Linked DNA regions of Homo sapiens: all the other regions are linked to region 1. Evidence: chromatin contacts called from ENCODE Hi-C data. All regions are on one chromosome and are shown on one strand. The core of a region is the stretch at or near the end of the contact, and the rest is flanking DNA. Distances in the headings are between cores, read along the strand shown.

Evidence for each region. A loop is a pair of places that touch in the nucleus more often than their neighbours do. Pooled maps may share reads with other maps.
Region 2: a loop to region 1 is called in a map of naive thymus-derived CD4-positive, alpha-beta T cell, with 9 times the contacts of the local background. The contact joins the enhancer-like site here to the promoter of SLC39A8 in region 1. A Hi-C loop is called at or near these places in 2 of 168 maps with a recorded cell type or tissue (both naive thymus-derived CD4-positive, alpha-beta T cell), 6 of 37 single-sample maps with no recorded cell type and 11 of 50 pooled maps.
Region 3: a pooled map shows a loop between it and region 1 (6-fold over the local background). The contact joins the promoter of BANK1 here to the promoter of SLC39A8 in region 1. A Hi-C loop is called at or near these places in 1 of 168 maps with a recorded cell type or tissue (B cell), 7 of 37 single-sample maps with no recorded cell type and 5 of 50 pooled maps.

Annotation. Positions count from the first base shown.
Region 1 is chr4:102,342,780-102,347,606 of GRCh38, reverse strand. It overlaps SLC39A8 (solute carrier family 39 member 8), which reads left to right and starts at 2,125. Exons shown (of 9, transcript NM_001135146.2): 1 at 2,125-2,262; 2 at 2,692-3,163. The coding sequence starts at 2,945. RefSeq lists enhancers at 1,593-1,642, 3,543-3,602 and a silencer at 2,823-3,072.
Region 2 is chr4:101,416,763-101,421,589 of GRCh38, reverse strand. No RefSeq gene overlaps it. Among named protein-coding and RNA genes, the nearest start is that of PPP3CA-DT, 71 kb to the right of the region's middle. Within about 2 kb of position 2,074, at least 3 of the 41 ENCODE cell types and tissues checked have a DNase peak (open chromatin) inside an H3K27ac peak, as active enhancers do.
Region 3 is chr4:101,788,769-101,793,595 of GRCh38, reverse strand. BANK1 (B cell scaffold protein with ankyrin repeats 1) reads right to left here and starts at 2,866. Exons shown (of 17, transcript NM_017935.5): 1 at 2,646-2,866. The coding sequence starts at 2,715. RefSeq lists a silencer at 2,590-2,779.

The sequences.
Region 1 (4,827 bases), core at 876-3,375:
CGCCACCATGCCTGGCTAATTTTTGTACTTTTAGTAGACACAGGGTTTTTACATGTTGGCCAGGTTGGTCTGAACTCCTGATCTCAAGCTATCTGCCCACCTTATTCTCCCAAAGTGCTGAGATTACAGGCGTGAGCCACAGTGCCCAGCCAAGATTTGTATTTTTAAAAACCTTTTATATTTGTTAAAATCTAACACTTTATGGACAAATTTAGTTTTAGAAAAGCTGGAAATAAACAACTTGCTGGGTATAGATTAGCCATTTAGAGCATTCATTAATTTCCAAAAATCATTTTGCATCACGGAGGTCCAAAGGAAAAATAGGCAACAAACTATATTTTAAAATCCAATGAAAGGCTTGAAGAGTCCCACGAGCTGAGTGATTTAAGAGGACAACTGTGATATTAACTTACTTCTGGCCCTTAGATGAAATATTTGCCCTTTTAGCATCAACATAATTCTGTAAATTATTATTAACAAATACGTAGATTTTATAATTGGAAAGAGCACAGTATTAAGATCATTTAGTTCATCTCCCTTCAGGCATGAATCCTCCTACCACCTACTAAAGGCGGTCACCCAGGATCTGTTGATTTGAATCACTTTTGATCATGGAGAAATCACTATCTTCCAAGGCAGCCATGCCTTATAATTCCACAGAAACCTTCCTCTGGGTGACTTTGCCCCATGACTGCTGCCTTCTGTCCTCTGAAGTTAGATATAATATAGTTAAACCTTCTTCCATATGACAATCCTTCAGCTTCGTCTGCCTAGATCCTTAGCCTCTGGGAATGTTCTCTACCTGTCTCTTTCTTCTGCAGTTATGTCTTTAGGTTCCTCTTCTAAGATTAAGATTTTTTCCCTTTCCCCATCTTTTCCCCTTTGTCTAGACTTAATGTCTCTTTAAAATGTGCTATTTTAGGAGGCTGTGCATTCTCCTGATGAAAGGCAAGAACGGCATCTTGTATTCTTTTTATTGTCCTTAGTCACGTGAATGCAAAATGTCTGAGACAGGTCTCAGTCAATTTAGAAAGTTTATTTTGGCAAGGTTAAGGATGTGCCCCTGACACAGCCTCAGGAAGTCCTGAGACATGTGCCCAAGGTGGTCGGGGGTACAGTTTGCTTTTATATATTTTAGAGAGACATGAGACATCAATCAATATGTGTAAGATGTACATTGGTTCAGTCCAGTAAGGTGAGACAATTGGAAGTGGGGGCTTCCAGGTTAGAAGTATAATAGACAAGAGACAAAAGGTTGCATTCTTTTGAGGCCATGATCAGCCTTCCACTCAATAGACAGTTTAGTCTGGCCCAGTGAATCTGCATTTTTTGCATAAACGATGGAGAAGAGAAAGCAATCAGATATGCATTTGTCTCAGGTGAGCCTCAGAGGGATGAATTTGAATAGAATGGCAGGCAGGTTTGCCCTAAGCTGGTCCCTTCTTGATGTTTCCCTTTAGCTTGGTGATTTTGAAGTCTCAAGATTTATTTTCCTTTCACAGCCATCTAACAGTGAAGCATGGTTTCACTTTACACTTGAACCACTATATCCACCAGATACAAACTTTGCCTCAAACACCACACTCACTTTACACAAACCTGTTGACATCACACCTAAGTCAGCTTTTCTTGAGCTCCCATATGAACAAATAAACATTCCTCTGATCTGCGGATATCCCGCCAGGAAGGGCCGGCTTGGGCAGTGCTGGCTCAGCTAGCCCGCCACCGCTACCATTGGATTTCCTCTTTCTCCTCTGATTTTAAGAAGTGAGAAAAAAAAGCAATTCCTGTTAATTATGTAGACAATGCAAGGGTCTCCAGGCTCCATTTCAGCAAGTTGGTTTCATCAAGATCACGAAAAGATGCATGCGTCCCCGAGACCAGAGAGGAGTTAGGGACCCCGACACGGAGGTGGCATCAGGTAACCCTCAGGAGTGAGGGTGGGGAAGAGGGCATGGCTGATGCTGGGAATGAGCAGCGCCCGCGGAGGGAAGGCCGGCGGTCCTGCGCCCCGGCGTGGACGCGCGCGGGAGTTCAGGCTGGGGAAATGGGTCACCACGTGCTACGGAGGCGGGGACAGGGCCCTCCTCCCCTTATTTGTAAAGAGCGCCGGAGCGGATCGCGGAGTTTCACCGCGGACCTGTCAGAGATACAGAGGTTGTGGGGGCGGGAGACAGAAAGAGAGAGAGATCCAGAGACCGAGTCTTACGTTGACACGCAGAGAGAAAGACGCAGAGACAGACAAACAAACAGATAGGAGAGGTGAGAGGCCAGCGAGTGCTTCCGATTAACTTGCCAAGCTCAGAGAAGATCCGGGGAGAGGGAGGGTCCCCTTTAAACGCGCAATCCCCAGGACTCCGGAAGAGCCCTTTTCTGCAGCTCCTTGGGGACTGCACGTCTCACTTCTAAGTTTGCGGCGGAGAGAATAAAGCAGAAAGACAGGAAGAGGAGGTGGAGTTCTACAGTTAGTGTGGTTTTAGTTTTTCCTAAGAAGTGGCGTGGTTTGGGGCTTTATATCCGGGAGGAGCATATGTACGCAAATCCTGGGGCGTTTGCAAACCCGGATCCGGGGCGTCTGGCCCCATGCCCGGCCGGGCGTTTGAGGGCTACTGCCACGCAGCGTTTCTGGAGCCTGCCGGCTGGTGCCCTGGTGGCCTTTATCTCTGTCCCCCTTTGTCCTCTTTATCTCAGGCTCTCCAGGAGGCCGGGGGGCCCACTCCGCCTATCGCTCCCCTCGGCTACGCTGCCACTTCAATGCCCCGCAGGTCGCGAGCTGCTGTTCTTTCGAAGGCGTCGGAGAACCAGGGGCGTCCCGCGCCACCTCTGACTCGGAGCAGCGCCGAGCACTGACGCTCCCGCCCTTGGGCAAGGACGCCAGTGCGCCCGCGCGCGTCCCTCTGCGCGGCAGCCCGTCGCGGGCCCTCAAGGGGAAGCCCAGGCCAGGATGGCCCCGGGTCGCGCGGTGGCCGGGCTCCTGTTGCTGGCGGCCGCCGGCCTCGGAGGAGTGGCGGAGGGGCCAGGGCTAGCCTTCAGCGAGGATGTGCTGAGCGTGTTCGGCGCGAATCTGAGCCTGTCGGCGGCGCAGCTCCAGCACTTGCTGGAGCAGATGGGAGCCGCCTCCCGCGTGGGCGTCCCGGAGCCTGGCCAGCTGCACTTCAACCAGGTAAGGCCGCCAGGTCCGGGCAGCCCTCCGTACTGTGGGTGTCCCTAGACTTCACTTTGTATATGAGCCGTTTTTATTTGGGAAAAGTGCAGGAGAAAGAATCTTGTTATATTTCTCAAGTAGAAGGCGGTATCTGGTGACACTTGCTTTTCACTAGACGAGGCTGAAGGATTAAAAGGTTAACGTTGTTAAGGGATTTGGCAGCCGGAAACTGCAGTTTTACGCCTGATGAACTGAGAGGTCCGACTCTGGTGATTTTAACATTTTATAGAAAACTTTATGAAGTAGTTGAGGGTGTGACGCCACTTTAACAGATGCTTTTTAGATAGGAATGAGTTACTTAAATCTTGCCAGAAAGATAACGGCTCGCACACTTCCTACAAGGTTAGCAAGGAAGATTATCACATGCCACCCTGGTTAACAGTTGCCCGGTGCGTAACCAGTGCTATTTGAAAACGAGATATAATGTAGTTCTGGCTCCTGTGTACATTACATGAGGCATTCAGGGCTGAAACAGGGGCGGCCTTGAGACTAAGATTCTAATTTGGTCATCCAGATGGTGGTAGACTAGGCTTATATTGTTAGTTCCTTGTCATATGTCAGGTCAAATATTTGATTCTAGTATTTATCCAAAATGATTAAAAAAATTTTTTCAGTAATAAACAGGGTACTACTAGGCATTTGGCAATACCTTGGGTTTAAGAACAAGCTTCAAACTACGTAGGAGCAGTTAAACATCATACCTCTTTGTAAACATAAAATCAAATTATTCCTAATTATTTCTATAATAAATACTCTGTGATTGGGTAGTTCTTAAAATTGTTAAGTAGACAAAGTGTAGTTTCTGCATCCTTCCAAAACTGCTCTCCGTCTTTTAAAACTCAGTTAACTCAGTGCTTTGACTTGTTTTCCTTTACTCCTGTCCCACTGACAGCTGATATTGGAGGGTAGAATACGGTATTTTCCATATCGTTTGTCATTTTTGGACGATGTTAGTTTGTTACAAGAAGTTTTTGGGGTCCAAGATGTTTGGGAAATGCTGCATATTATACTCTGCTCTTGGAAATTTGGCGTTTCCTAATGAATATGACTTTAGATTACAGTTAGGGAAACTGTAATCAAATAAATTCCATGTTAATAACATTATACGTAGATTGATCTTTTTGTTAGAAATATCTTACCACAATTAAAGTATATGGCTCTTAAGAAAAGTAGAACTTTCTGATGCCATGGCATGTCAGAGGTGGTCTCTCTTTGATCTAGAAGGGTTTTGTGGTCCCCTTATGCATGTTCTTTAGTAAATTGTCTATAATTCCAGTTCTGGGCATGGTATTTTATCTGGGGTAATATCTGAGAAATGATGTGTTGGAAAAATGGAAATGCCCACAAATTATGCTAATATTTAAGAAAATAAAGTGTTTGCTGGCTAGTTGCATTCTTTTCTTATCAAATAGGGGAAACAACTGAGCTGACTCCAGTATTTCCAGGTAGGTATGGTCACGTGCTTGGAAAGAAGTTTAGAGGATTGACTTGAAGCTGCATATCTGTAGCCCACACATTGTTTTGACTTGCATGACCTCCTTATCTTGCAGTGTCTGGAGGTGTTGATGAATTTTAAAGGGGCAAAAGACCTCCCCACATCACCTTTGCAAAGACATTGGAAA
Region 2 (4,827 bases), core at 825-3,324, 930 kb after region 1:
GGCAATAGCTTGAAGGGAAGAAACAGGGGACAGCCCTGGTGCCTAATGACCAAGAAACTCTACCCAGCCTAGGACTTGCTCACTGCTTATGTATGTATGAGAATTGGCACTCTAAGACTTAGAGCTGTGCTGTACAACAGAGAACCACTAGTCATATATGGCTATTAAATATTTGAAACGTGGTAGTAAAAATTGAAATGTGCTATATGTATAAAATACATACTGAATTTCAAAACAATACAAAGAATCTAAAATCTCATTAATAATTTTTATAACGATTGATCATAAGTTGAAATAATATTTTGGATAGCTGCATTCGATCAAATATTTAATATTTACAGTATTATAAAATCAATTTCATCTGTCTCTTTTCACGTTTTAATGTAAATACTGAAAAATTTTAAATTCTATATGTCTCACGTTGTATTTCTGTAGGGCAGCACTGCCATAAAACCATAGTAGAGTTCACAATCTGGTACTCTGTAAGATGAATACTGCTCATGGAAGTATTTTGTTTATCTTTTGCAATATTTTTTAAATTTAAACTTAATTGCCAATTTTGAAAAAATCATCAATATTTTAATTAAACTTAGATTTTATAGAATTATTTAATTTTACTTTTCTTGGAAATCCAAGAGATCAGGCATTTCTTGGGCTGTTTTAATACATGGCACCAATTGTTTGGAGTGGAAGAGCTGCTGACTCATTTTTAGACCAGATTTTCCACTTTACCATGGTCCCCAGCATTTCCTAATGCTAGTTTTTACTCACTTCAACATCTGCATTTAGCTGTTACCTACTTAAGTACTACAGACTTTTGAATTTGTAAGCCCTTCCCTTTAATATTTTAGCATTCAACTTAAAAATGAATAGAAGATTGTTGCTTTGTTTTGGGGATAGAAAAAGTAGATTTTAGTGATACAGACAGTCCCTGACTTAACAATAGTTCAAATTAACAGCTTTTCAACTTTAGGATGGTGAAAAAGCTATATGCATTCACTAGAAACCTTACTTCAAATTTTGAATTTTGATCTTTTCCTGGACTAGCAATATATCCTAAGATACTCTCACAATACTGGACAGCAATAGAGAGCCACAGTTCCCTGTCAGTCACAGGATTAGGAGGGTAAACAACTGATACTCTTCAGCGTACTGTGTTGCCAGATGATTTTGCCCAACTGCAGGCTAATATAAGTGTTTAGAGCATGTTTAAGGTAGGCTGAGCTATGAGGTAGGCGAGCTGTGATATTTTTCGGTTAGATGTATTAAATGCACCTTCAACTTAAAGATATTTTCAACATACAATGGGTTTATTGGGAGGTTAATTCCATTGTAAGTCAAGGAGCATCTGTATATTATTCCACTGGCCCATTTCTGACTCAGGTGTTAAAAAGTAGAAATCTAAATTGGCATGTGGAGAAAACACATGTACAAATAATTGTTGCCAATTAAATTAGTTGGTTAAATGAATTAGAAGAGGTTTCTCACTCACTTGCTGAAACAGAGGATTTTGTTCAAAATGTGTATGAGGATCCCACATCCTGAGATCAATTGGAAGTAGTGATGCCTGTGTTAACTAGAAGAGAATTCAAGAGTAAGTGGTTTGTTAATTCTTGAAGAGAAACCAAATGGCAGCCCCCCGCAAGCCTTAGAAACAAAAGTCAAAGGAAGCTACAAAGCAGAACAAACAAAGAAACTTTAGGGAGGTGGTGCCCAAAATCAGAGACGCCTTCATTCCCCTTTGATAATCAGTGTATAATGTGGCCACCAGTGGAGACCTAATACTACCAAATATACTGGCATTTACAATTACTTATTCAAGATAATAGTCCTTTATATACTCTGTCCTTCTCAGCATTAGATTCTCCTAATTACCAGTTGGCCATTTAGAGAGCTGGTCTTTCAAAAAAGGCACAATTGCACGTTGTTTTTTAGCTCAGCACTCTTCCTGACAGAATTATTGAGGAAGCATTATGCAAATCTATTGTTTACCAAAGCCATAAAACCATCTGGTCCTAGAGGTTCATTTTTTGTAGCTGACTTCTGGAAACCAGCGTGGGTTTAACTTCCTCTGTCCTTCCTATTCTAGCTGCCAAGCCACTGTTGACAAAACACAGGTGTTTTAAGTTACTCATTTTTGACTGGGCTTTTTATCGAGACCCTTGTTTTACTTAACTTTGTTCTAGTTTCTGTAAGATCACTTTATCTTCAGGATTTCCATGACTCAGTCAGTTTCTATACTTTCATATAGGCTTCATTTGAAAACCTTCTGAGTATTTCCAAATGTAGTCAAATACAAAGCGCGTTTGTAGGAAGCCATAAAAATGACCTGGGTAATATAACCAGGGGACATGGCCATAACATTCAGATGGCAGCATCTAGGTTTCCAAAATCAGCTCATGCTCCTACTTATACATCCATACATTTTGAATAACAGTTACCAGGAAATCTAAGATTTTGTTGCTGTTGAGTAGGTTGAATAAGTGAATTTAATTTTCAAGATCACTACATAAAATTATGCTCTTTAATTTTCTTTAATATGTGATTTTTGGATACTTCTTTTAACATATCACTGTTCTTTAATATATCACTATTATTCCAAATCACAGCAAATTCTGCCCTTACTTAGGGTGTGGAATTATATTTCCGCCAACAGAATTTCTCCAATATGATCTCCAGAAGGTGAAGTATATCATAGCTATCATAGCATAGAAGCTGAATGATGTCACTTTTAGGCACTAAATACCCTAATGGAGGGCAGCTGTCAGTTTCCAGCAGTTGGGGATGCCCTCTAATCTTCATACAATCTATATAACCATGAGCAGGAAGCAAAGGGAAGTTGTTTCAGTGATGTACACAAGTAAAGAGGTACATGCTACAATATTTTCTATGACATAAAATGTTACCAACACCTAAGGGCTTTTAAGACCATTGTAAACAATGTCAGATTCACTGCATTGTCCAAGTACTAGTAGAATAGATTGAACTTTCTGTGTGTCTGGATAGTTGCAAGTTAGACCAGAGAAGGAATTCTGGTGGCTTTTTGAGATAACAAAGACAGACAATTTTTAATATAGCATTAATACCCGTTATTTGATTATGATCTTTTTCACGAGTCCCCCTGTTTTACCATTTTGGCTAAATGAGCTCAGTTATTTGAAATCCCTAATGCCTAGTATTTTCTTAAATTGTATAACCTGTGTTATATACTAAGCTTATTATGAGTTGCTGACTTAAAAAGGGAGTAGGAGAGCAATACAAAGATGTGAACTTTGGTTAAAGTCAGAATCTTAGGAGTTGCCATTAGCTAAAAAAAGAAATAGTGGGAGGAGGATGTGGCTCTTTGCTCAAAGACTTATAGCGCTTTTCTGGCAGCCACATCCTGCCTGTGGCTAGGTCAACCCAAGTACCACATCTTACTGTTTTCTTGAATGATAAAACATTGTCTACAATTGAAGGGGCCTCTCTTTGCAATAAATCAATCTGATTACGAAAGGTTAATAAACATTTAGGGCTATAGGAAACTTGGGGCTTTGAGCTTTGCAAACATCATATATATGTGAAAATGTATGTAGCCAAGATATTTATTGATAATTTAAAAATATGTCATTATAGAAGACAACTTGGAAAAATACATAAATGTGGAAAGAAGAAATTTAAAGCTACCTCCTCTGATGTATTGAGAATAGCATTTATTTCTGCTAGTACATATGTATGTGCGAATGTATATATATGCACATATAGGAATGGTTTTGATTTTACAAATATGTATGTACTCATGTATTTACAAATGGAAAAATATTATCTGTAATTCACATATGATCATACTAAATATACATAATTGTTTTTCTTTTTATTTGCTTAATATTATAAGCATTTTTCCATGTTAAGTGTTCCTTGAAACACTGACTGCCTGTGTAATATTTTATTACATCAATGATTCTCAAACATTAGCATGTATCAAAATTAAGTGAATACTCTTATTCTACCAAATCGTCTTTGCTCCTCAGTATATTTCTATGTTATAAGTTGTTAGTCAAACTAAAGTCTTATTTCAGTTTACATTTCTTTCATTACTGATGGCAGCAGCCACCCATCTAGAGTGGCTCCCGCTATGACACTGGCTGCTGAGGCACTCCAGGGATCCTGCAGGAGTCAGGAATAGGAAGAAACCCCTCCCCGTTCCAAGTTGGAGGGATGGGATCCCTGCCCTCCCAGGCACACCTGCACCTGCAGGTGGCTACAGACCTGGGCATCTCGGCATTCTCGTGGGCCAGGAAGCCCCCCCTGCTCCCACAGGATCGGATGTGCCTGCTCCTGCTGACTGGCGTCTCCCCTCTCCTGGTGCCTGCTCTAGTTTCACAGCAAAGTTGTGGCCAGACCCAGGCGCTGTCATGTGCCCACTCCAATTTCAGAGAAAAGTTGTGGCCCAGCCCAGATGCTGTCATGAGCCAGCCAGGTATGTGAGTGCTGATACACCAGCTCCCTGCTGCCTCACCTCCCTCTGGACTTAGGGTGCCAAGGAGCACAGGAGGGAGGCCAGGGTGGGGCTAAGGGCAGCTCAGCATGGGCCCTGCAGGCACCCCTTAGCACAAACAGCCTGGACATGGTAGAGGGCATGTTAATGGTGGCAGGAGGCAGATAGGCTTCTGGGCAGATACAAGTGGGTCCCTGGTGAAACCCCACCTTCAGGACAGGGATGGCCTGAGGCCTGGGGTCCAGGCTGCCAGTTCAGCAGACCAGAGCCAGAAATTATGGTGCTTTTTCTGGGCCCACCCATAGCTGCCCATGGACCAATCAGCATGCACTTCCTTCCCTCTGAAGCCC
Region 3 (4,827 bases), core at 1,617-4,116, 550 kb after region 1:
AAGTAGGGCATAACCACCTACAATACATCCTCAGATAGATATTGCAGAAAAGGTTCCTCTACTGTCCCAAGTGTAACTTTGAATATGCTGATATTTAACCTTGAAATCTTCAGCAATTGCATTTTTCAGAATTATTCCTTATTATGGTGAAGATATCCTGAAAGCACTCCTTGTCTTTAAAATCCTAGCAAAAGTGACCTTATCAGAACATTTCCAGATTGGTCTGAAGAAAGCAAGTTTTTCCAGCCACCAGCATGGAACCAGGTTATTTCCTTAGTGGAACAAGTGTAGGACGTTGGCTATGTTGGAAGATTGCAGTCAAAGCAAAAAGCTTCAAATCTTTAAGAACTTCAAGCTAGAGAGCAGAGACCTAGACAAACCATGTTCCTTACAAGTATAAGCATCCAGCGTAAGGTGAAACAGTCTAAATGCTAATTCCACCCTTTCATGCTTTCTGTTCTTAAGCAAATCATTTATTAAAGTTTCATCAGATGCATCCAATAATATCAATAAAAATTTAAAAAAAACTATGGTGTGGAGAAAAATCTGTGATTTAATAAATAATCACTCCCTAATTAAAACAGCAGTTAAAATTAAATTTTTAAAATCATTAGTTTTGGAATACAACAGGAAGAATCTCTCTTTTGGACATTGATAGTAATATATAGTTAAATACAAACCAGAAAATACATTCTAACTAGAACTTTCACCCATTGTGCATCATTTTTACCTTGTTTTAGAGAACTGGGTATTCTATTTTTCTTGCTTCCATTAAAGAACAAGTCGATACTCAACAGTTAATAAATCTCTGATGGCAGTATACACTAATGTTGTCTAGCAGTACATTCTATCTCCTGCTAGAAATATACCTTCCTGGGCATGAAACTGTGTTTACCATTTTACATTCTTATTACTACTACATGACTCTTGGCAGGGAATAAAAGTTTGTTAAGTTAATGAATGGGTGACCTTCAAATAATTACTAGTTATGAAACCATGAGCAACTCACACTCTGGATCTCAGTGCTCTCTTCTCTAAATGAGGCAGTTGGACCAATTGACCCCCAATGTGCCATATTAAGATAGTTGTTGGAGAGAGAGGGAGCTCTTCATTAAAAAAAAAAAAACACACACACACACACACACACACACACAAACCACTGGATTTATAAAAGCTAGAAGATTACTCATATCAAGAATATGGGCATGGGATAATGTCAAAAGACAATTCGTTTTTAGAAAAGTTTCATTATGTTGGCCAGAAAAGGAAGTAACTGAAGCAAGTGATAAATACTGCATGGAGAAGGACCCAAGGAGTTGGGAGGGGCGGGGCGGGGGGGGAGCGGAATGCATGGGAGGAACAAGAATAATTGGAATGCTATAAATATTGATTCACATTACTCTTGCATTATTCACAATAGCAAGTGCCTCAAAGTATTGCTTAGTATCAAGTGAAATAAAAGGCATTTTCTGCCTAAACTGTTTAATCTAGAAGTTTGAAACAAACTGTACCCCATTCTCTAACAAAATTGTTAAACTGAAATTACAAAAGAGGTAACCTGCTCAAAGTTTGAAAGACATGGTTGGTTTATTTATAGATGCTAGCAAAGTCTGCTCTGCTGAAGACCATCAGAGCCACAGTTTTCAAGAATGTCAATATGCAATAGTTAAAATATTAATAATATTAAGTTATGGGCTCTAAGTCCTTTCTTGTCACTTTTCATTGACACAAATATACTTCTTATTTAACTGAAAGCAATCCCTAAAGCTTATTTATGTAAAAATGCACTAGCCAACAGAAATAGCTACAACCAAAATTACATTACCTAAAAAATTCTAGAAAGGTATGAGAAATTTATTTCTATTCAGCAAATTAAGAAACTTTCACTCAGAATATACTTTCTTGTTGCATTTCTCACCACGAACACTCCAGTAATATTAATACCTAAGTGAAGTTTTTTAATTTAAAAAACATTTTTATATCACTGAGTAATTTGCAAATGCATTTGAAATGCTTCAAAAAGAACTAAATAAAACTGCCTTAACGTCCATTTGAAAATATAAATCTACTTCTGCATTCAACCAAGTTGACCGTTTTCCTTTGACCAAGTTAGTAAAGCCAGTGGAGTAGGGAGGTGGTGTTGGTAGAGTTTCTCTGCAAAGCCACCTGCCAAGAAGCAGGGCTACCAATTCACCAGGCTGGGATTTGTCAGGCCGGGCAGGTAAATGCGTGACGCTACACATGAGCGGTTTTTCTGTGCTTACCGACTGTTGAAAATAATTACGTATAATTTTAAACGCGCATTGCTTTAAAACAGGTTGCAAAGTGATTTTAGAAACTACAGGACCCTGACCCGGGTGCTGGGGAAAGTTCCAGCTCCTCAGAAGTTGCAGACACTGAGGGTAGCCCGCTGGCCAGAACTCCCAGCGCGCTCCCTCCTCGTGGCGTCCAGATGCCCCTCAGAGAAGTCAGGGACAGAAGAACCCTCTGGGCTGCCTGGCGGCAGGATAAAAAGGAGAAGCCCTGTCTCAGGGACGCCCTGGCCTCAGTGCCCGAGTGCAGTTGTCTAACGATGGCCCGTGGTCTCCGCAGAGCCCCGTAGCCCGGCCTCGGCGTCAAGCCCCTCCGAATGCGCGACTACCCACCTGGGGGCGCTGGGCCGCAGGGGGCGGGGTCCGGGCTCCCAAGCCCCTTGCCTGGCGCTGCTGGCAGCATTGTGGCGGTTGAAGCCGAGGGGCCTGCGCACTGCTGCCCGCCGAGCGCTACCTGGACTCTCCCGGCCAGAGACTCCCCGCGATTTTCTCTTCCTTTGGCCCTCGGCTCTCCCCAGCCCGCTTGCCACCCGCGGAGGCTGCGGCCAGGTCTCAGGAAACGCAGCCCCGGGGCTCATGCCCGCAAGGCCAGGGCTCCGCTCTGCTGGGCGCCCAGAGGAAGTGAAACTGCTCAGGGGCCTGCTCTTACATCCCTTCTCAAAAGGCCGCTTTGGTTTCTTATAACACTTCTGCGCCTGTTTCCTTCCTCACCTTTTCATCCTAGGATATATTTAGACCGCTGTTATTGTAGCTCTCCTTGTCCCTTTCTAGGTCTTCCATACTGCCATACTGCCCCCACTTCCAGGCAGACGTAGGGAAACCAGAAGTGAACATTTGCTGGAAAGAAAGAATAATTAGATAGATAGATGAGTAGGTACACAGATGATAGATACATACATATAGAAATGAAGATACAGATAATACTGTAACTTTTAAAATATTTCATTTTACACAGACTTTCTAGGCTAGGTTCATAAATTGAAAAGTGATTTAAAATTCCATATAAAATGTATTTCTTACTCCTGCTCCAACTCAAAAATAGACCCAGTAAAAAATTATTTATGGCTCTAAATACCCTCTCCAAACAAGAGTTTGTTTGCTTGTTTTTAAGATGGAGATATATCAAAGGAGTTGTCCCAGAACCTTAAAGTGAATGTCTCTCTCTCAAGCATGTCTAAACTAGTCATTTGCCTTTTGAAGTTGAATATATTTTTTGAATATCAATTTGGTAATAATACATAGTTTAAATGTTCCTCTCCTCTTCCTATAAAAGGAAGGCTTTCTTTGAAACTTTCTCTCGGATGAAGTGCTTTTTAGTAATAATATAAATATCAAGTATCAAAAAAAGTTAATTTTTTCACATAAATGAACTTATTAGAACTTTATAACATAATGTAGAAAACTTGGAGAAGTATGCGAAATGTCCAAAAAACTTGAAAACAATTATAGATTGTATTGTATTTATCTGGTTTCCAGTAGTTTCTTTAACATCATTATTAATTTTATGTTGATTTTCTGAACTTTATATAATGGAACAAAAGATTTCATCTAACTTATGAAATATTATATTGAAAAAAATGGTTGTCTTCTATATATGCCTGTTAACAGAGAGACTTCAGTGTAATAGGCAAAAACAAATTTGGATTGCAGGGTTTGGGTGTTGTTCAGTGTTTCAGAAACTCAATTCTTAGGAAAGTATGTCTTAAACCCATTGGAGAAAAGAATATTCTAACTGATGCATCTGCTGGTATACGTATTCCTGACAAGAGCTACTTTAGCCAACATGAACACTCCAGATGATGCTCCCCAATTAAGTATCCAGATCTTCAAAGGCACCCATTTATGCACACGAAAACTTGTTAATAAAGACAGTGTTCAGATAGGAACTTGTATCTGTCACATATACAGGACAGCCTTCTTGTATGAAGAGCCCTGGATTGGAAGTCAGAAGGTTGCAGCTGCCATCCTGACTCTGCTCCACAATATCTGGGTGTTTGGAGCAATTCTTAATATTTCTGAGCCTTGCGTATCTCATCTAATTTATTCATTATTAATGAATAAATTAAAATTACTGTATTCGAGTTTCTGCCAGATATAAAATGTTATAACACTGTCTCCTAATAAAACTATAGAAAATAAGATTTATAATATGAAAATTAAGTATATTTTCAGAAGCTCATTTCCACTACTTATGTCAAATGATGCTAGTAAATAGAAAAAAGAAAGTAAAAACTGCTGAAAATTGTGGGCTGTTTTTTTTTTAAAAAAAATAAGATTATGTGTTAGAAAATCTTTAAAATCTCCCATTAAAATTATTCTAGCTTCACTTTTCTTTTGAATAAGAAAATAGCCATTGACTACCCCATTGACTGACTTATTTATTCTTTTGTTTTACTGTTTGCAGTCAACAACTACTCTTTTTTTAAGTATTCTATATCCTATGTTCTATGTAAGAGTTTCACAATATTCATGTCATTTGGTTCTCAAAACAAGGAAGGTTTAACCATATTTTACA